2 separate regions of the Homo sapiens genome follow, and region 2 is linked to region 1. A link is a loop called in an ENCODE intact Hi-C map of the cell type or tissue named here. Cell type or tissue: PC-3. All regions are shown on one strand. Each heading gives the region's core, and the rest is flanking DNA. Links, peaks and the distances in the headings are about the cores only.

What was found. Hi-C counts contacts between places; a loop is a spot of excess contacts. Peaks named below come from ENCODE experiments on the same cell type or tissue, not always from the same donor. Only the 100,000 strongest peaks of a DNase experiment are listed, where the experiment ranks them.
Region 2: it touches region 1 in a loop (6-fold over the local background); 4 of 110 quality-filtered maps call a loop at or near these places.

The regions. Positions count from the first base shown.
Region 1 is chr11:129,139,100-129,150,763 of GRCh38, reverse strand. The region is part of intron 2 of ARHGAP32 (Rho GTPase activating protein 32); the gene reads left to right. Among named protein-coding and RNA genes, the nearest start is that of ARHGAP32, 47 kb to the left of the region's middle. RefSeq lists an enhancer at 6,823-8,022. In PC-3, for the core only: no CTCF peak of the experiment used is centred there; a DNase peak (open chromatin) is centred at 7,203; H3K4me3 peaks cover 2,193 bases; H3K27ac peaks cover 3,375 bases.
Region 2 is chr11:129,219,248-129,230,911 of GRCh38, reverse strand. It overlaps a transcript of ARHGAP32 not described here. Among named protein-coding and RNA genes, the nearest start is that of ARHGAP32, 33 kb to the right of the region's middle. In PC-3, for the core only: no CTCF peak of the experiment used is centred there; DNase peaks (open chromatin) are centred at 5,501 and 6,211; H3K27ac peaks cover 1,972 bases.

The DNA.
Region 1 (11,664 bases), core at 2,521-10,520:
AGGTTCTATTTTGGTGTCTTTCAGTGTTTTGTTTCAAGATCTAGAACTCTGTTTAGCATTTCTTGTAGTGCTGGCTTAGTAGTGGCAAATTGCTTCAGGATTTTTTTGTCTGAAAAAGACTTTATCTCTCCTTCTTTTATGAGGCTTAGTTTTGCTGGAGATAAAATTCATGGCTGACAAATATTTTGTTTAAGGGGGCTAAAGATGGGAACCCAGTCTCTTCTGATTTACAGGGTTTCTTCTGACAAATCTGCTGGTAATCTGATAGGTTTTCTTTTGTAGCTTATTTGATGCTTTTATCTCACAGCTCTTAAGATTCTTTCTTTCGTCTTAAGTTCTGAGTGGGGCACTGCAGGAGCCAGGCCAGCCTCACCAACTATGAGGGATTTAGATAACCTGATGACTGTGTGTGCAGGTGATTTTTTTGCGGTGAATATTTCAGGTGTTCTTTGAGCTTTTTGTATTTAGATGTCTAGATCTCTAGGAAGGCCAAGGAAGTTTTCCTCAATTAACCCTACAAATAAGTTTTCTAAACTTTAGATTTCTTTTCTTCCTCAGGAACACCTATTTTTCTTAGGTTTGGCCATTTAACATAATCCCTAATTTCTTGGAGGCTCTGTTCATTTTTTTATTCTTTTTTTTTTTTTTTGTCTTTGTCAGATTGGGTTAATTTGAAAGCCAAAAGTTAATTTGGGTTAATTTTCTTCAAGCTCTGAACTTCTTTCTTCTCCTTGTTCTCATATATTGTTGAAACTTCTCAGGGTGTTTTGTATTTCTGTAAGTGTGTCTTTCATTTCCAGAATTTGTGATTGTTTTTTCTTTATGATACCTATTTCTCTGGAGAATTTCCTATCTATATCCTGTATTTTCTAAAAAAATTTCTTTACATTGGTTTTCACATTTTTCTGGTGTCTTCTTGATTAGCTTTACAATCAACCTTCTGATATTTTTTTTTTCTTCTGGCAAATCAGAGAGTTCTTCTAGGTACAGATCCATTGTTAGGGAGCTGGTGTGATCTTTTGGTGGTAGTGTAGAATCCTGTTGTGTCATATTCCCAGAATTACTTTTCTGGTTCCTTCTCATTTTGGTAGTCTGTTTAAGTGGAAAGGTGTGGAACTCAAGTCTTAATGTTCAGATTTCCTTGTCCCATGGGGTGATCCCTTGATGTGGTGCTCTCCCCCTTTTCTTGAGGATGGGGCTTCCTAAGAGCTGGACTGCAGTGAATCTTATTTCTCTTCTGGGTCTAGCCACCCAGCAGGACTACCAGGCTCTGCGCTGGTGCTAGGGAATGTCTGCAAAGAGTCCTGTGATGTGATCTGTCTTCAGGTCTCCCAGGCATGGATGCCAGCACTTGCTTGGATGGAGGTGGCAGGGGAGTGAGGTAGACCCAGTCCTTGGTTGTAGATACGTTTAGTGTGCTGGCTTTCTCGAATGCTGGTTATGCTAGCAGTAAAGTTGTCAAATGGAGAGACTAAGGACCATTGGTTAGCCAGGATGTTGTGGGCAGTGGAATTAGCTATTGTCTTCTTCTTCCTGGCAGCAAGATTATTCTGTCATAAGTTGCTGTTATGGCCCAAGTAGATTGGCCTCCAGCCTGTGGGTGGCATTTTCAAAAGAGCATCAGCTATAGTAGTAGTAGGGGGATCTGTGCTTGCCCTGCATTGGCCAGGATAAGGATTTTAGTTTGTCAGGTGATGGATGGGGCCATAAAGCCCCCAAGAGTTTCTATCTTTTGTGTTTGGCAACCATGGAAAATAGAGAAATACCATCAGGTTGGGGCTGGTTTAGGTGGGTCCAAGCTTAGACTTTCCTTGGGTGAGGCTTGCTGTGGCCACTGTAGGGGATTGAGGGGGTGGTTCTCAGGCCAATGGGGTTATGTTCCAGAGGGGCTTTTGGTTGCCTCTGTTGTTCTATATAGTTTCTCAGGGAAATGGGTGATAGCTGTAGCAAGAGGCCTTACCCAACTCCCTCATAGTTGGTGAGGCTGGCCTGGCTCCTGCAGTGCCCCACTCAGAACTTGCCCCAGGCTGTGAGCTTTCCTGCTGAGAAAGCAAGCATGGCTTTCCCACCTTGCCCCTCCCTGTCTGTCACCAGTGGCTCCTACGTTTGTATCTGAAGCAATTCCTGTTTGCCTCCCAGATTCTGCTCAAGGAAATTCACGCCCAGTCAGAATTACTACTTATTTCAGTAGGAAGCTTTCTCTGTCCTGTGATCCCTCCCTAATTCTGCTGCCTGCCTTCCCTGAAGGCCCCTGTGAGGTATAGTTGGGGATGGCTTCCCTGGGCTTGAGCTGGAGACTGGGAGTACATGCAAGTCACTTCCTCTCACTGCTGTTTCCACTTTTATGTTTTTCATGAGTCCTTAAATTTGTTTAAGCTCTAGGTAAGTTTAAATCATTTTCCTGTAATCTGGATTTATGGATTCTCCAGTGGGGTTGTGTGTTCAGAGGCAGGTTTTCTCCCTCTCATACTTTGGGAACTCAGTTTTTTGCCTGTCCTGTGCAATTTGCAGTGGCATGCTGCTTCATTCAAAGATCTTTGAATTCTTTTGATTTTCCTGATACATTTCTTTGGTGGTTCTTGGAGCAAAAGATCATGGTAAAGATCATGGTGTTCTCCACACACTGTTCTGTCTGTCCAAGTGGGAGCTACACGTTAGCATTGTCTGCTATCCACCATCTATCTTGTCCCTAAGTCTATTCATGTAAGTAACTTAAGATGTAAGGCTTTCCTAAAAGTTTCAGATGGGAAATAGTTTTATTTCACTTCTTATAGTATGCTGTTCCTATCTGTATCATGATGCTTTCCTTATTGTATTAATCTAGTTGAATAGTAATGTCTTTGTCTCCCTACTAGGTTGTGAGCTCTTTGAGGAAGGGTAGGGGTCATCTTGTTTTCATTTTATTGAAGGATAAAGTTTAAAAGAGGATATAATCATGACTCTCATAGAAATATAGAATGAGCACAAGCCAAAGATATTTAACTCATTATTAATGAAAGAACAAGTCAGTTGTTAAAAGTGGTTCAAAGGAGAATTCAAAAATTACCATACTCTTATAGAGCAACCATTCTAAAATGCATGCATATGGATGTAAATCTGGCAAAACTGTTCTGTTTCACTGGGTACAGTTTGCATTTCTGTGGATAGGAATGATCTGTATTACTCTCATTTTTCTATAAGGCAAGTTCCATCTCTGCAGAGTTGTAAAATAGCTGAATCAAAAGACAAACAAAATCCCATACGCCTATGGAATCAGGCAATCCTCAGAGGTGCCAGCATTCCAGGGAAAGAACATTCAGTAACTTTTTTTGCCTCTTTTTCAATCCCCTACTTTTCCTACAATTTTTAAATCTTCAGTAAATCTGTATTGAATTTACTGAATGGAACAAAGGTGACATTAGTATTTCATGTGATGGTCTGTTTACTCTGTATTAAAATGTCATATGCTGTATACATATGAAATTACTGATTTCACTTCTGGAATCCACAGTGAATTGTCTAAGCACTTATGGAAAATACTATTTATATAATACATTTTAACATCTCATTATATTCTTATTTTATACTCTTATTAATTTCTTTATGTGTAAGCTCCTTGAGGGCAGGTGCCATAATCTTTCTTCTATTTAAAAAAATAAAGCATCACTCTGAATAAATAAGTGCAATGCTAGGTTGCAAAAGTGTGTAGTGAATGATGAAAACAGTATAAATGAGATTAGAGCCACAATTTTACTACCATTTCTCTCAAAAATCATACTGATTTTAAGCAATAAGTAAGTTAGGGACCCTTTTTTCTCAATAATAATCTAAGTGAAATATAACTTTGAGAGTGAAATTTTTTATTTAGGGAGCCCTTTATGGAGTATTTACACTCAATTCCATTTGGTTAATTTTTTAAATTACTTCAGAGATAAAAGGGCTTAAGTATTACATTTTTATTGATTTGTGTTATGACATCAGAATATTAGTTTTTTAATAAACATATCTAAAAAGGAGCTGGAAATTTTGGAACTTAAAAATTTAAGGAGTTTTATATTTATTATAGTCATTTAAAAATCAAAACAATGGTAAAAACCTAAAATGGGGCTCTATCCTTTTGTAATTTATGGTTATGTACTCTTCATAAATCTGTAACTAGATTCAGTATTTCAAGAAATCTAATAAAATGCTATAGTTTTTCTGAATTACTAAAAGTAAAATATTTACAGTTTACAGTGAGATTGTTTATCAATTAAATATTAGGCTCTTTCAGAAAATAAGATATTAAAATTATGAAGAGAAAGAAACCACGGAGAGTACTGAACCCTGTATATACTAATGTATGTGTAGCATATACAATGTGGATATGCTGGTGATGATTCATGTCCTGGCCAAGACAGAGCATAATACTGCAAGATTTCATTGCACTATTCGAAATGGCACACAGTTTAAAGCTTATGAATTATTTCTGGAATTTTTCATTTTACATTTTTGGACTGCAGTTGACTGTGGATAACTGAAATCATAGATAAGGTGAAATTTAGACTGGTTCTTTTTAACCCATCAACTTGTAAAAACATTTTCAATTTGAATAAAAGAAAAAGTATTTGCAAATGTTTTTTAAATCAGTATCCTTAGCTCTTTTATTCCTGTGTGATGTTTAACTGTTTATTTTGATTTATGAGTGAATTTTAATTCAGAGGACCTAGTGATGTTTATCATCTCAGTCTTTAAAAGCGGAATGTTTTATGTTATGTTGCTTTGTGAACCATCACAAATGTAACCATTGATTAATATGCAAAGCCCAGGTTTTGAATTTTTGCCAGTTTGTTTGGAGCTCTTCAGTAAACAACTGTTAAGTCTGTCTCTATCCTATCCTCTCCCGTGGTACGTCTTCTCTGGCTAAAGATTCTATGACTTCTCTGGCTAAAGATTCTGTGACTTCTCTGGCATGAATCAAGTGGTATTAATTATTGAAGTTATTTAATACGTTACTGAGAACTCTGATAGTTGGAGTCTATGAAATTGATAATTTTATAGGTCAAAATTTTAACAATTGGCAGTTTCATAACGTAAGGCCTATAACCGTTTGAATTGTTGAACCAATGCTTAAGCATGTGACTATTGTTAATCATTAAACTGAAAACTATATTTCAAGCATGCTCTTTAAGTTGTTAGGTGATCTGGATGTTGCTTTTACTGATATGATTTGTTGTATAGCCTTTCAAAAAATTTTTAAAACTTACAAGATATTCAAGGAAAAAACTACATGAAACATGCAGGTGGAGGGACAATGGTTCTTCTAGGTCTTACTTGGAGTGTCATGGTGGTCTAGGATCTTGCTATTTCTTCCTTTATTAGAAATTTTTCAAAATAAACATCTAGTTTGTGGTCTTTCTTTTCTTCTACCCTTCTTCTATTCATACTCTTTTCCCAGAATTTATATCATTTATATTTATAATATATCTTTAAATATTGCATGCACATTTTTACTAGTAAATCTAATGTACACAGAATTCAAGTGTAGAAAGAGATCAGTATCATTTTCTAGCAGCGCTGAAGACTGACAATAACTTACCATAATAAAGTACCTGTAAAGGTAAAGTTCTTAGAGTTTCATAGGAACCTTTGTATAAAATGTCTGGTAAAATTATATACATTGTTGGAACCCTGTATTTTTAGCGAGCCTTCTGAATTTAGGAGTATCTTTAATGATAAGGGACTGAGATGAAGGAAAGGATGAATCTCAGTTATAGAAAAGTATAACATTTAAAAGCTTTGCTAATATGTAAATGTGTTAATTTTAGGTTGATTAACCAGCTGTTGCCTAGCAGAGGAGTTGTGATTATTATGCTAATGGTGCTTTCTAATAGTTTTTTCCAAATTATTTTAAATATCGCCTCCGAATAATTTTTCCCTGTGGTTAATTGGCTCTCTGAGGAGATATTTTCTAGAAGTGAAGTTTAAGGCAACACCCTTGCTGCAGAAGAGCTAGTTTTATAATCACTTTCAGAAATCATGTTTTTTCCTTCAGTCTTCTCATCCTGTTGTTCCCACTCAAAATAGAGAATTGAATAAGAATAGTGATACAATTTACCCTTGGGGCTTATTTGATGGCTATTTCTGTGTTTGTGAATTACCAGCTACTGAAATTTACCTGTCACCTTCTTTGATTCCTGTTTCTGGTTTTTGGCACTTCCACATTGGTGGTGCTAGATAACACATGGGAGGATGTGTTCCTGAGCCTGGTCTGTGGTGCCCAGATATTAAGACATTAGGAAATATTCCCCATTTAGCACTATTTTTAGTTCAGAGCTCTTGAGTTTTCTTATATGTGAAGTGTTTTTTTAGTAAAATTGCTAGGCTGTTATCAAGTCTGATGGAGGTGCATAACGCTGAAAAGAATTTTGAGAGAAACCACTAAACAGCATTCACAGATTCGATTTAGAAAGTGTCTGTGTATTTTAAATAATTATTGCCATATTCTGTGGAGACTCATACCTGAACTCACAATATATAAACATGTAAAAGCCTAATTATTTTTTTCCTTAGTACTGTACAGTGATGATTTTTCTAAGGACCTGCAACAATTTTGAATAAGTAAAGAAAATTGTAGTTTGTTTTTAGCATTAAGTCTATTTTGTTATATCAAAATTCTTTTGCGGATATTCACACATGTAACTCAGTTATTTGAATTCCTTGTGACATACTTATTTTTTAAGAATCACTTTAGTAACATTGTTGTTCAAAATAATATAACACAGTTTTAATAAATCTATCTTTCTGATGGTACAATAGTTTCCTTCCATCCAAGGGGAATATGTTCCAAGACCCCCAGTGGATGCCTGAAACTGCAGATAGTAATGAACACTATATATACTGTGGTTTTTCTAGTACATATGTACTTGATAAACTTTAATTTATAAATTAGGCACAGTAAGAGATTTACAATAACTAATATAAAACAGAACAGTTATAATGATATACTGTTCACAGTTTCATGGATAGAAGGTTCATTCTTCCTGTAGATCTCAGCAGCCTCAGTGTATGATTTCTTTTCTTTCCTTATTAAGTTGAGAACTTCACCTTTTCACTTACAGAAGCACTTTCCAGCTCCTCTTTGTCATATCCATGTTGGCAGCATCACTCCTCTTGTGCTTTGGGGCTATTATTAAGTCAAAGAAGCGTGAGTTGAATACAAGCACTGCAATACCATGAGAGTTGGTCTGGTCACTGAGATGACTCCCAAGTGAGTCACCGGCGGGTAGTCCACAGTGTAGATGCACTGGACAAAGGAATGATTCATGTTCCAGGCGGGACGGAGTGGGGCGGTGCGGGACTGTGTGAGATTTCATCACATTACTCAGAACTGCATGCAGTTTAAAACTTATACATTGTTTTTTTCAGGAATTTTCCATTTAGTATTTTTTGACCGAGGTTGACCATGGGTAACTGAAACTGTGAAAAGTGAAATAACAGATAAAGGAGGACTACTTATTGGATTTCCCCTACATTGTCTCTGTTCTTTTTAAGAAAGGGGACAATACTTAGACCAATGGTAAAATCTTCTAAAACATGTCATTTCAGAAATTCATTATGTGTGTTTCTTATGGTTAAACTGCAGGAAACTGGCAGTCCTGTTTGCCTTTCTTGACAGCACAAATTTTGTATCAAAATCTCGTTTATTCAGTTGATTATATATATATATATATGCAGTTTTACCAGCATATAGACAGCTGCTATTTTTTTTTCTATTTAAGAGGCCAAATTTTTTTCCCCTTCATCACTATATTTTAAGCAGAAATGATATTTTTGTCACCATTTCAAGAAATATTTATAACATTAATCTAAAGCTTCTGTGACCTCTGTCAAATTCTGACTACAAATGATAAAGATAATACAATAAATAAAATTTGAATCTGTTAAAAAAAGTGAAAAGTGGCAAAAAGTCACTTTTTCCTCAGAATTATTTTCAGATGCTTTTTGTTAGCCTTATACAGAAAGAACACTTTGATCAAGTCTTATTATACTTTCCCCATGCATATTTTAGTGGTTTTTTTTTTTCCTTTAAGAAAAAGAGCAATCCTGGTCCACTTTGATAGCAGCATATACTTAACACTGATTGCATTTTGATGTCCTTTATGAATGTGTATTGGGTGATATTATTTCTGATTTTCCATGGCAATTTCAGATGTTTTATTGTTCTTAATTATTAACTACTCATTTTGATTAGTAGTTTGCCTTTCATGACAGTACAAATTTAGTATTGAAACCTTGTTTATTCAGTTGATCTCATGTATATAAATATACATATGTATGTTATTTGACTACGGTGCCTTGTCAAAGTATGAGAGCGTTTTATGTAAATGAACCTGTACTGTATATGTAATTATGTCTGTACTGTTCAGTAATTAATGTCATAGATCTGGAGTTGGGACATCCTACCTTCTGTCTGCTCTGTTCTCTACTGTAGGAGGCCGATCCTGGCAAATAACATTTCTCAGGCTCCTTTGCCAGCAGGCTTTTGGCTCGGTTTGGCAAATGGGAAGCACACGTGGAAGACAGGAGGGCGGAAAGAGGGGAAGAGCCGGGGTATTTCTTCCTCTCTTTTTCTGCCTTGAGAGGGGTCTCCACTACTGTTCAGATAGCTTATATCAGATAACTCATAATTTGGTTCAGTGATTAACAAAAAAATCTTTTTTACTACTATAACATGGGCAAATTTCTTCATAGAAGCATTTTTATTCTTGTTCTTTCCTGACCATAAATATGAATGCCTAGCTTTGCACATTGTAGTTATATAGATTATCTAATCTCATTGATTTATGACAGGTTGTTTTACATTTGCAAATGGTTGCTGTAAGTAATACGCAGAGGAGGAAGAAGCTAGCTTGTGACTTTCTCTTTCTCTCTTTCCTTTTTCTTTCCCTTTATCTCTTTTGCCCTTTCCCTTGTAAAAATAAAACATACAGAAAAGTGAAAAGAAAAAAAAAAGAGGCTTTCCCATAATCCTATTTCCCATGGTGGTGAGATTATTTTGGTATAGGCTTTTTACAATGCAGAGAGTTTTTTTTTTTGATTTTATATATTTTATTTTTAATTGTAATAAAATACACATAGTATTTACCATCTTAACCATTTTTTCTTTCTTTTTTTTTTTTTAATTATACTTTAAGTTCTAGGGTACATGTGCACAACGTGCAGGTTTGTTACATAGGTATACATGTGCTGTGTTGGTTTGCTGGACCCATTAACTCGTCATTTACATTAGGTATTTCTCCTAATGCTGTCCCTTCCCCATCCCCCTACCCCATGACAGGCCCCGGTGTCTGATGTTCCCTGCCTTGTGTCTATGTGTTCTCATTGTTCAATTCCCACCTATAAGTGAGAACATGCAGTGTTTGGTTTTCTGTCCCTTGCAATAGTTTGCTCAGAATCATGGTTTCCAGCTTCATCCATGTCGCTACAAAGGACATGAACTCATCCTTTTTTATGGCAATGCTGAGAGTTTTTTAACAGAACATCCGTATAAGCACATTTTTCCTTATACAAATGTCTTCAAATGGTTAGTTTCAAAGAATATTGCTTTGGGATATATTCTCCTTTCCCATCATGTCTGGGAATATGATTTTTAAAATAATTATGGACAATATACAATTTTATATTTCCTTGCTTTTCCATTTAAACATAAGCATTCTACCTGATTATTAAGGTGCTGTGCAGTGCAGGTGAAACTTCATATTCCCTATTGTATATTATGGGAGTTGCCATAGGTAAAGGAATTGGCAGTTTCACTGGAAGGAAAATATCTCTGAAAAAGACTGGCTAGTGGACACAGTGGTAGACACCTTGGAAGGGGGAATTAAAAAACGTTGCCATGGAAAGGGAAAGGAATTAAATTTTCCTCCCTTTAGGGGGAAAGAGTGTTGTCTTGAGAACTGCAGAATGGGATGTGGAACAGATTGTAGACTTCACACTTAAAATGCAAGATTGCCAGGGAGATAGGAGAGCTGGTTATTGAACTGTGTCAGATCTGTGTACCTCCCTCCAGTTACCTATCTCACCTGCAGAATTTGCTCCTTCCTCTAGGATTTGCCTTCAAGTGCATAGCTTACTCCTTTGAGGAAGCCTTAAGAAGGTGGTTTGGGATGGTACTGAAGTCATTGCATTCAATGGGGTCCTGGGAGTGCTGGGAGGCAAAAGCTTCTGAGGCTTTACATCCCAAGTCCTGGGAAAGAGTTTTACTTCCATGAGAGATAAAGGAGCATATAAAATCTGAGAGCACTCAGAAATTCCTAAGGTCTTAGATGTTGTTAGTATTTGTTTTTTGTTGAATATGTATAAGAAATTATCACAAGCTTAAGGGCTTAAAAGAATACCCATTTATTATCTCACAGTTCTGCATGTTAGAAGTCTGGGCAGGCTTAACTGGGTTCTCTGCTCAGGGTCTCCTAAAGCGGAAATCAAAGTATTGGCTGGGCTGGGTTCTCATCTGCAGATTCTGTTGGCAGAATCCAGTTCCTTATGGTTGTAGATCTGAGGTCCCTGTTTCCTTGCTGGCTGTCATTGTGGGAGGTGTGGTGGCATAACTTTTAGGGGCTGCATGAATTCCCTCTCATGTGACCCCCTCAGGCTTCAAAGCCAGGGGTGGTACTTGGTGCTTCAAATCTTTGACTTTCCCTTCTGCTACCAGCTGGAGAAAACTCTACTTTTGAAGTGCTCATGTGATTAGATTAGGCCTATCCAGATAATTTTTATATTTTAAGATCGACTGACCTGGGATTTTAATTACATTTGCACCCTCTATTCTCAGCAGTACCTAGATTGATTGAACAACCATGGGGTGGGAATCTTGGGGGGCAAGGGAGACCCTCTTTAGAATTTTGCCTACCACAGTCTTACATGTTTTCTCTGGTATTTATACTTCATAATATATTTAACGTGATAACATTGATATATTAGTTTGTTTTCATGCTGCTGATAAAGACATATTCGAGACTGGGAAGAAAAAGAGGTTTAATGGACTTACAGTTCCACATGGCTGGGGAGGCCTCACAATCATGGCGGAAGGCAAGGAGGAGCAAGTCATGTCTTAACATGGATGGCGGCAGGCAAAGAGAGAGAGCTTGTGCGGGAGAACTCTTTATAAAACTGTCAGATCTCGTGAGACTTACTCATTATAACGAGAACAGCACAAGAAAGACCCGCCCCCTATGATTCAATTAATTACCTCCCACTGGGTCCCTCCCATGACATGTGGGAATTGTGGGAGTTACAATTCAAGATCAGATTTGGGTGGGGACACAGTCAAACGATATCAATTGACATTTGTCAATGGAAATTACAGATATTTTAGAAATTTTAATTTCACTAATATACCATAAAATCGATTGGGCAGGGGAAGCATATATATAATCTGTTGTTGTTGATGTTAAATGAAAATGTTGATAAACATATTTAATGACTATACAGTAATAGGACATATTATTGCTGTTTAATTAATAAGACTGAGTTTTGTTATATATTTTTCATTTAGATTAATACCTTTATGATGAGTTTTGCTTTTTCTTTTTACTATTATTTTATAGGGAATTACTTAACTAATTAATATGGAGATTCCCAAATTACTTGCCAAAAGGGTTTTATTAATTCATATTCTAATAAGTAATGTTTAGCGACTTTTGT
Region 2 (11,664 bases), core at 2,252-10,251, 80 kb before region 1:
CCGCCCACCTTGGCCTCCCAAAGTGATGAGATGACAGGTGTGAGCCACCGTGCCTGGCCAAAATGATTACTTTATGGTATTGGATAATATATTAAATTTTGGGCTCTTTTTTATGGATTTTTATATTTTACAAGTTAACCAGTTATTGATTTGATGTATGATGTTTGATATGGTTCCTGTTGAAATAATTTAGCTCAAAGATATTTTAAAAAGTTTTACTCTCAGGCACATACTTATTGTGAAATATTATACATGAGAAATAATATTTTAAAAATATATTCTAGTTTAATTTGATGTCACTAATATAGCTTGGAGAAGACACAATGCCTATACTAAACTTGTTTGCTTTTTCCATATTTAACAAAATATTGTGAGATATTTTATAACCAAATTTTAAAAAAGTAAGTAGAATAAAACAGTAAATATGTTATGGAATATAATTGCATCATTGTATGTTTCTGCTTGTATTCTCACTGTAAACTCAAATGAGAGAGATTAGGGAGAGGAAAGACAAATGCTTCCTGACTTTTATCCACGTCCAAAAACAACTACTTTTTTCAATAACATCTGAAACATTTCCTCAAAGACATGGATGGTGGATTTGGGAAACAAGTAATTTCTTTTAAAGTAGATTTTATTAAATAATTTGGATTGGCCAAGCAGTATAATGTTAAACTTTAGGTTTTTCTCAACCTGTATGTTACAGTAATTATTTCTTTTACAAGAGTGCCACCCAATGTCCCAATTCTTCAGTAGCATATAACTTCGTTTTTCATTTAGCAGCTTAAAAATATATTAAGGCTGCGCACAATGGTTCGTGCTTGTAATCAGCACTTTGGGAGGCCGAGACAGGCAGATCGCTTGTGCCCAGGAGTTTGAGACCAGCCTGGGCAACATGGCAAAACCTTGTCTCTATAAAAATTACAAAAATTAGCCAGGTGTGGTGGCATGCCTGTGGTCCCAGCTACTAGGGAGACTGAGGTGGGCAGATCACTTGAGTCGGAGAAGGTTGAGGCTGCAGTGAGGGGATCGCGCCACTCTACTGCAGCTTGGGTGAGTGAGACCCTGCCTCCCACCCCCAAAAAAATTGTTGCTTGGAATTGGGCCATATTAATGTTATGCATATATATATCTTAATATTCAGACTGTTCTACCAAAAGTGATGCAAGTGAAAATCCTTAAGTAATTGGATTTTTAAAAACATTGATTCATTTTAAGGGATTCAGATATATCGTGGTTTTCCTGTGGCCCCTAGCCTAGTCGATAGCCTCTCCACTACGCTACCTTTTGTGTTCTTAGAGCTCTATAGACTTTTCAGCCTTAAATTTGCAGTTAAGGCAGCATTGGGATTGCACAGTAGTGGTGATAGTGGTGGTATAGACTTAACATAGTGTAAAAACGATATGAATTAGCTCTTTGATAATTGGTAGCATTTGATAATTGAGCGAGTAGTAAAAAGTTTAATTAGGGGAAAAAGTTTTTTCAAAGGTTCACTAATTAATATAAACATAACTTCCAGAAAATTATTTAAATAATATAATTTGTATATATTTTTTCAAATATTTCAAATATTTACATGTGACCTCTGCCTTAATTATAAATAAATTGCATCTGTTTATACAAATTCCCTTTGGTTTTCTGTCAGTACACACTTTATAAGTATGTGAGGTTAGTAAGTTAATGAAGACTAATGTTTTGCAATAATGCCCAAGTTAAGCCAAAAGAATAGTATAATTAAAAGCCTATATTTGACAAAAGCAAGTTCAGTTAAGATAATTGTATTCTTTAAAATACAGAGTTTAGATTTTTGTAAATCCAGAAACTTGTCCAGGTGGTACAGCATTCTGTAAAAAACATAAGGCTTAAATTTTAACTTTTTTCCCCTTGTTCTGCGTCCTAGGGTAAGTGATGTAATAACTCACAACCTTATGTGAATTGGGCATAGCCAAATGTACCTTCATAGGTGGTTGTGACTATTTAATAAAATTACGTGTATTATTTAATGGAGTTTATTGCCAATTTTGTTATCTTTTTTTACATTTAATTTTACTTTTAAGTTCTGGGATACATGTGCAGGACATGCAGGTTTGTTATGTAGGTAAACGTATGCCATGGTGGTATCCTGCACCTGTCAACCCATCACCTAGGTATTAAGCCTGCATGCATTAGCTACTTATCTTGATGCTCTCCCTTCCCCCACTTCCCCAACAAGCCCCAGTGTGTGATGTTTCTCTCCCTGTGTCCATGTGTTGTCATCATTCAGCTCCCACTTAATAGTGAGAACATGTGGTATTTGATTTTCTGTTTCTGTGTTGGTTTGCTGAGGATAATGGCCTCCAGCTCCATCTATGTCCCTGCAAAGGACATGATCTCTTTCCTTTTTATGGCTACATGGTATTCCAATTTTGTTATCTTTTAAATGGGTTAAAAATAGTTAATTTTGTTGTCTTTTAAAAGGAAGAATCAATTTTGTTACCTTTTAAAAGGACTAACTTTTGGTTTTGTTGATTTTACTCTTATTTTTTTCTGTTCTCCATTTCTTTCTGCTCTGATACCTTTACTATTTTTATCTGCTTGCTTTGAATTTAGTTTGTTCTTTTACCAGTTTTTAAATTTTAGGTTATTGATGTGAAATCTTTCTACTTTTTAAAATACAGGCATTTACAGCTATACATTTCCTCTAAGTGTGGCTTTCATTACATCTCATTAGTTTTGGTGATTGTGTTTTTGTTTTCATTTGTCTCAAAGTATTTTCCTATTTCCCATCTGAATTCTTTTTTGACCTATTATTTAGGAGTGAGTTTAATTTCCACTTACTTGTATATCTCTCAGATCTCCTTGTTATTAATCTCTAATTTTGTTCCATTGTTTTTAGAGAGCGTAGTTTGTGTGATTTCAGTCCTTTTAAATGTATCAAGATTGGTTTTATGACCTACCACATGTTCTATCCTAAAATGTTCCATGTGCACTTGAGAAGAATGTATATATTATTGTTGTTGGGTAAAATACCCTGTAGGTGTCTGTTAGGTCAGGTTGATTTACAGTGCTGTTCAGGTCTCTATTCCTTGTTGACCATTTAATTATTTTATCCAATACTGAAAGTGGGATACATGTCTCTATTATTGTTGCATTGTCTATTTGTCCTCTGAAATCTGTCAGTTTTGTTTCATGTATTTTGGGTGTCTGTTGTTGGATGTCTGCTACAAATTTACCTCTATCATTCTAAAGTATCCCTTGTCTCTAGTAACAGTTTTTTTCTTAAAGTCTTATTTTGTTAGATGTTAGTGTAGCCATTTTCATCTCTCCTTTTGGTATTGTTTTCATGAAATAGCTTTTCCATCCTTTCACTTTCAACCTATTCATGTCTTTATATTTAAAGTGTGTTTCTTGTAGAAAGCATATATTTGGATCATGTTTAGTTCAGTTTTTTTTTTTTTAAACTGTCAATGTAATGTTTAATTGGAATATTTAGTCTTTGTACATTTAATGTGGTTACTGATAAGATAGGATTTATTTCTGCCATTTTGCCATTTGTTTTCTATGTCTTACGTAATTTTTTCCCATTTTTCCTCCGTTATGGCATTCTTTTTTGTTAGATATTTTCCAGTGCATAATTTTAATTTCCTTATCTTGTATTTTAGTATATTTTTTGAGTTATTTTGTTAGTGGTTGCCCTGGGGATTATAATTAACAATTGAAAATTTAATTTATAACACTCTAGTTTGAATTAATACTCACTTAATTTCAATAGTATATAAAAACTTTGTTCCCATATAGTGCCTTCCCTTCCCCTTCCTTTGTACTGTTATTTCATACAAATTATTCTTTATACATCATGTACCCGTTAACCAAATTTATGATTTGCTCTGTGCAACAGTCTTTTAAATTAGGTAGAAGAAGAAAAGAAAAATAAAATATAAGCAAAAATACATTTATACTGTCATTCATACTTACCTATGTAGTTAGCTTTACCTGTGCTTTTTATTTCTTCATCTGCATTTGAGTTAATCTAGTGTTCTTTTATTTCAGTCTGAAGGACTCCCTTTATTATTTCTTGTGGGGCAGATTTTCTAACTACAAATTCTCTTAGTCTCTGTTTATCTGAGAATGTCTTAATTTCATCATATTTGGTGGATATAGTGTGTTGTGTGTCTCTTGTAGAAACATATACTTGGATCATGTTTTTTTCTTTTTTAACCATTCTGTCAATGGAATGTTTAATTGGAATATTTATCCATGTACATTTAACGTAATGACTGATAAGATAGGATTTACTTCTTCCATTTTGCTGTTAGTTTTTTATGTGTCTTGTTAACAATTTCTTTTTTCCCTTTTTTGTACTGGAAAATATTTAACAGAAAAGAATGCCATAATGGAGGGAAGAAAGGGGGAAAATGACATTGTTTCACAAGTCTTGATTGACAGTCATTTTTCTTTCAGCACTTTGAATACGTAATTCTACTGCCTTCTGGCCTCCATGATTTCTGATCAGAAACCAGCTGTTAATCTTATGGAGGATCCCTTGTATGTGATGTGTCACTTTTTTCTTGCTGCTTTGTCTTTGGATAGTTTGATTATGGTATGTAGGTGTGGATCTTTTTGAGTTTATCCTACTTGGAGTTTGTTTTGGATATACAGATTTTAATGCTTTTCATCAAAGTTGTAAAGGTTTTGGCCATGATTTCTTTAAATAGTCCTTCTGTTCCTTTCTCTCCTCCCCTCTCACTGTATGTATGCAAGTGTGCTTGATGGTGTCCTACAGTTCTCTAGGCATTGGTCCTTTATCTTCATTTTGTTTTCTTTCTGTTTTTGGATTAGATAATCTCAATTGACCTATCTTCATATTTGAAGAATTAGATAATCTCAATTGACCTATCTTCATATTTGAAGAATTTTTCTTCCATTTTCTCAGATTTGCTGTTGAGCCCTTCTAGTGAATTTTTCATTTCAGTAATTGTACTTTTCAATCCTGAATTTCCGTTTGGTTCTTATAGCTTTTTAAAAATATTCTCTATTTGGTGAAGCATCATTCTCATACTTTCTTTGCACAGTTTCCTTTAGTTCTTTGAACGTATTTAAGATAATTGATTTAAAATATTTGTCTAATACAGCCAACATCTGGGTTTCCTTAAGGTCAGTTTCTATTGATTGTTTTTCCCTCTATGTATAGGCCATACTATTTTATTTCTTGGCGTGTCTTGTAATTTTGTTGTTGTTGTTGAAGACTGGACATTTTATATAATATAGTGGGGTGGCAACTTTGAAAATCATATTTGGCTCCAGGATCCTTATTGTTGCTGTTTGTTGTTTTTTATTTGTTAGGTGACTTTTCTGTAATCTGTAAAGTTTGTATTCTCTGTGCATGGCCACAGAAGTCTGTTCAAATGGCTTTGTGGTCAGCTAGTGATTGTACAGATTTCCTTAAACTCCTGGGACCAGTCATTTTCCCAGTTTTTGCTGAGAGGCTCTTTGTGTGTGTTGGTACACTCCTTTAACAGTCATCCAGACATTTGATAACTTTGCTTAGCCATCACTTCCTTCTTGCACAGAGCCTCTGAGTCAGTCTTGTCCGGACTTCTTTGAGCATGTACACAGTTCTGAGCATACACACAGCCCTGTACATGTGAATAGACTTTGAGATTTTCAGGAATATGTCTAAACTTTTCAAAGTCTCCATGGGCATCTTACTTCTCAGTTTTTTCTTTTAAGCTTTTTCATTAGTGTATTTATCTTTGTCCTACTGCTTTCTACCATTTCAGGCAGCCACAACATTAAATAATTGCCTCAAAATACTTTTTTTCTTTGCAAAACAGGCTCTCACCCTTCACTCAGGTTGGAGTGCAGTGGCATGATCATAGCTCACTGCAGCCTTAAACTCTTTGAAGGTATCCTCCTGTGTCAGCCTCTCAAGTAGCTGGGACTACACGTATGCACCATCATACCTGGCTAATATTTAATTTTTTATAGAGATAGAGTCTTGCTATGTTGTCCAGGCTGGTCTCAAACCCCTGACCTTAAATGATTCTCCTGGTTCAGCCTCCTAGAGTGTTGGGATAACAGGCATGAGCCACCCCACCTGGCCCTCTAAATATTTTAGGCAAATGCTTGTGGGGAAGAGATTTTTTTTTTTTTTTTTTTTTTTTGCTCTAGCCAAGCTGTGAGTCAGGTCAAATAAAGACAGTCCAAGTAGCGTGTTTGAGGATGTCACCGGATAGGTTGATATAATGACAGTTCTCTGGGAATGAGGCTTTGAAGGCACTTAAAATCCGTTGGTGGCTGCCAGGCTCCTGGCTTTCAGTGGTATTATGTGTTGCTGGTTTTCATGGTGACTGTGGAGCTGCAGATCAGAGGGAAGGAATAGGGTAAGTTGAAATACCATTAAATTTGCTGTTCTTACGGAGATTCAGCTGTTTTTCTTGAAAAAATGTTCCATGGATTGCTGCAAGCTTTTAGTTAATTTCCAGAATTTTGAAAAAGTTAAGGAGAGAATTTTCAGAGGTACTCACTCTACTGTTTTCACTGATGTAATTCTTATGGCTGTTACTTAAACCTCAATAAATGTAGGTTCCTTTCCTTCACTGTCATTGGTTTGAACTACCAAGATTTTAATACATGACCATTCTGTTTTAGATATTTTACAATCTGGATTTAGATCCTACAAGCCTTCTGAAATTTGAATCTCTTGCCATATATTCCAGCCCAATTCTGAGAATTCTGCAACCATGACAGAATGTGGATGGTGTAGTGCATAGGACATTGGTGCTGACATCTGTTGTCTTTACTGCTTTCCTGTCTGAATGCAAAACCTCAGTTAATGGACAACAGTGCACTTAGATCAGCTGTTTCTTGGTTTTTATTTCATTATTTCGTCATCACCATGGAGCCTATCAGCTCTTCACTTGTACTCAAGAAGAAAGCCAACAAGTGAATTGAGTTGGTATCTTTTTATTTCCACCCTGACGTTTCTGGTACTGCTTCTTCATATTTACTTCAAGTAGTCCCAAAATGTGATTTAAGTATCTTATCTGGGCAGATGTCTAGTGGATTCTTTCTTTGGCTGAAACTTTGTTTCTGGTGAGTATCATAGACATTATTCATCTTAATTGCTTAATGTTCTTTGGGAAATCCTGGCATGTAGAAATCTCTTTGGCTCTCTCTGACAGGAGTATTGAATTTACTTTTTGTTTTGCTGTGGATCAGCTGTCTTTTACTTCTTTAGCTGTTTTTTAAAAATGAATATTTGGTATTTAAATTGGTATCTAAACCAGATCTTTATTTTAGATTTTTAAAAGGTTAGTGAAAACATCTGTATTCATAAAAGTAAGCAAACATCTTTTCCACATTTTTCTCCTAAACTATGCCAAGATTATATCTTGAAAATACACTAACTTTCTGTTTTCCCACTACCATTCCTGCCATCACCCAGCCTTCTGCCACCCCTCCCTAGAGTCTATTTCACTGCCTATTATATCCGTCCTGTGCTGCAGCACTCAGTCATGAATTGTCAGGACAAAAGGAAAATGTAAGAAACAAATAAAAGCACTCTTCAATTCCACTGGTACCACAGCTAAGCTTTATGTAGTTGGCTAATGATAAATTTTGAACTGTTTAAACATTCCAAGCAAGCTAGAGGTACAGAGTAGCTAAAATTCAGTCTACTTATATTTGTTCAGTAAGGAAGCCACTAGCCATATGTGGTTATTGAGCCCTTGGGATGTTGCTATTCTGAATTAAAATGTGTACTGTAAGTGGAAAATTCAAGCTGTGTTCAAAGACTTAGTATGAAGAAAGAATGTAAAATCTCATTAATTTTAGAATATTGATTACACATTGAACTGATAATGATTTGGATGTATTGAGTTAGACAAAATATATTACAACAATTAAGTTTACCTTTTAAAAAAGTTTTATTAAAGTAGCTACTAAGAAATTTAAAACAATATATACCACTTGCATTATTTCTATAGTATGACACAGCACTGCACTAGATCCTTGCTAGTCAAGGGGATACTGCAATATCCTTTTTCTACCCCCAGAATACAGCATCTCCCGACTCCAGCCATACTCAGTCAGAATCTGCATTTTAGTAAGATCCCCATGTGATATCTTTTTACATTAAAAGTTTGCAAACAAGAAGTATTGCACTATTAGATTGCTGCAGGATGAACAGATTTACAGGAAAAATTTTGCATAAAATCAGTTACCAGAGAGGTTGCACTTAAAGAGTACTAAAAAGTAGGTTGTGAATGAGAACAGTGACAACAGGTTTTCCCAGGTGTATTTCTGTTTAAACTCTTGGAAACGAGGGTAACTATCTTTCTCTTCTCCCTTTTGCTATATCAGTTTATTCCCTGGATATAACCTTTCTGGACCATGCAGAAATTTATTTCCTGTGAATTATTTTTACACTTAATTAGGGTGTAATTCTACTTAAAATTTGAGAAAACTTCCTGTGTCTTGTAGTGTAGCAGGGCATAGCTTTTGGCAATTAAAACATCAAGGTTGAAGTTCTCCGGCTTTTTTACTTAGTAGCGTTGTGTCCTTGGGAAAGTTGCTTAACCTGTCTGAACCTATTGCTTAACCTGTCTGAACTTGGACACTGAAGAAAAAACACTAAGATACCAGCTTTCATATACTTGCTGGTAAAACTGGACCAAGTTAATTATCACTTGGTCTCTTTGAGGGTTCTGTAACTCTTAGGTTCACTTGTCACGTTTCTTCTTGATGAGGGAATATGCTTTAGAGTAGCAAAAGAGACCAGTACTGCTTAAAATATTTGATCAATGCTGAAGGTAAATGAATGCTTCAGATGCTGCTGTTTCTTCATCCTGTTGCTCAGTAAACTCCAATAGTAGCTATAGTTGTCAATATTTCAGAAGTAATTGGTCCCACAGTGCCTATCTGCAGGATTCTTTGGGTCCTGCATATTCACAATGTCCCTGAGTAAAGAGGGCCAGTGACTCAGTGAGGTCTTGGAAGGAAAGAGAAGATTCGAGTGTCCACAAGTAACATACTGTGGGTACGTCCAGGAGGAGCAGAAAGAAAGAAGAGGGTTGGAGCATAGGGTCCCATTGCCTACTATTTAAAAAAATTTTTTTTAGAGGCAAGATCTTCTTCTGTCATCCAGACTAGGGTGCAGGGGTGTGATCATAGCCCACAGCAGCCTGGACCTCCTGCCCTTGCCCACTATTGGCCTCAGCTTTAGGTTGAGGCTCTCCTCCGGAAAGCCTGTTTGTCCTCTACTGCTTGTACTCTTCCTCATTTCTTCAGTATTCACCATTGCAGGATGGGTGCAGAGAGCCCTGGAGTTTCTGGGGCGCAGCTCAGGACTGGGATTGGTTCCACTCATCTCTGCTGCCTATGAATTTTTACCATAAACACACACACACACACACACACACACACACACACACACACACACACACACACACAGTAATGACAATTACAAAGCTTGTTTCGATTGTAATGGGGTTTTAGGAGGGAGCAAAATTAAAATGCATATTTCAGCCCACCCCTTCCTTTAGAAGTCTAGTTCATTGTCTGATTTCTTTTAAATTTGTTCTTATTCATTAATAAATAGAAGTTTGTGATGTTTAATTGACATTAAAAGTTCTATTCAATTAAAATGGATATGGTGGTTATCTTATTATTGTCTTTGCTAGAAACTTTGCCTCCTTAAAATAAGACTTCATGGCTTCGCATAGATTTTATTTTTGCGGGCAGTATCATTTTCCAGTTTTCTTTATATCATACTGGGAAAATTATGTGTCTGAAAATATCGGTGTCCTCAGCTTCCAGACATTATTTCTTTCATTTTTTTCTGTAGACTTTTTTTTTTCCTAGTTAGAATATATAGCATCTTCTGAGCTGTATTTGAAACATCGCTTCACATTAGAATCACCAAGGGAGCTTTTAATAAATAATGATACCCTCTCTTTATCCCTAGAGAATCTGGTGTAGTTGGTGAGATTCAGGTTTTGGTATGTTTTAAAGGCTCCTTAGGGAATTGTAATGTGTAGTTAGACTTCAGAACTGTTGTGCCATTGAATTGAGTTTAACCTGTAAAATAGTTGTAAAAATGAATAAAATATAACTTGGAGCAAATATGTTACCATTACAGAGTCTACACAAAAACAGTTACTAGGCTTTAATGTAAGAGAATCACCTACAAGTTCTTAAACAGTGCGGCTTTCTGAGTCTTAACTAGTTTACTAGTTCTAGAGTGGAGCCTAGAAACCTGCATTTTTAATTGCTTTGCAGGTCATTGTGATGCAGATGGTTCACAATCCACTGCATCAAACCAAACTGGATTCTAATCAGAGGGTATGTGTTTATTGAGGAATCTGTATCTTCTCATGTTGAGAAAACTTGACCATGGCAAGTAAAAATTTATGTATTCTCCTGTACTTGGGGAATATGTACTCTACTTAGGTTTTGGACAGTTTTTGAGTGACCTTTTGTTTTCTGTTGTACTGATGCATTAAAGCTAAAATATATGTATTTTTCCATTCCCCCTTGCTTCCAAAGTTTATTCACGGATTTTCATTGTTAGTATCAGTCACACTTAGAAAAATTCTTAGTTCTGTGCCGTATACAGACCCTTCCTTTTGCCTTAAAATTTAACTGTGTTGATTTATCTTTTTTTCCTCCCACATTCTCTGTGCTCCTGGACACTCCAAATGGTGAATAAACATACTGAAGGGATTTAAGCTACATTATCTCAGTTAATGATATTCTGGTTTAAAAAAAGTTGATCCATTCTGGAGAATGTTTCAGATATAGGGAAAACATATTCATTGTTAAGTGATCTGGTCTGTCTGATCTAGTTTTCTAAAGTAATTTATGCAAGTGCTATAGTTTCAGGAACCTCATTTGCCCAAAGTAGAATTTCTTCTCACTTTTTGTCCTTGAGCTTTAGGGTAGAGAAATGTGTTTGAAAACTGTATGGCCAGGTTTTATTTTTTCATGTCAAGATGGTTATGGATTATTCTGCTTGAAGCCTGGCAGACTAATTATGTGGGATTGAGAATGAACATTGTGTGTGTGTGTGTGTATGTGTGTAGTTAATGTGAATATTAATAACCTCCAGATGTTATTTTTGTTTGTAAGTAGGAGCATGTCTCTACTTTTTTCACTCTGGGAGACAATTGTGTGGCAGAAAAAGTGCTCTTGTGAAAGCGTCAGGCAAGAAGTCTTAAGTGCTTATCTTTATGCATAGTATGCTAATGTTACTGAAATTATAAAAAATGAGAAAAGTTTGAAAAATTACTGTAGAAATATTTCTGGGCCAGAAAAATAGAGACTATGACCAGCTAGTCTGAGAGATTGCCAGACAGTGTGATTTTTGCTGGTTTGCAAGACTTTAGTTCTCTACTCTTGTGTGCTGCTTATGTGAAGCATAAATTGCATGACAGATCTCAGAAACAGCCAAAACATTAGTTTAAATTTTCTCGTTTATCATTTGTGAGGATAGGAATACTAGAAAAGTTACCAAAAAGGTGTCTCAGCTTGAACTCAGTAAAACAGAATGGAAGGAAAAGATATGCTTTGTAAATTCATAACCATTTTTATCATTGATAATTACAACTATCTCAATAGCATGGATAAAGAATGAGAGAATGATTTTTGTATATATAGTCCTAGGTACTTGCAACTGAAATTTGT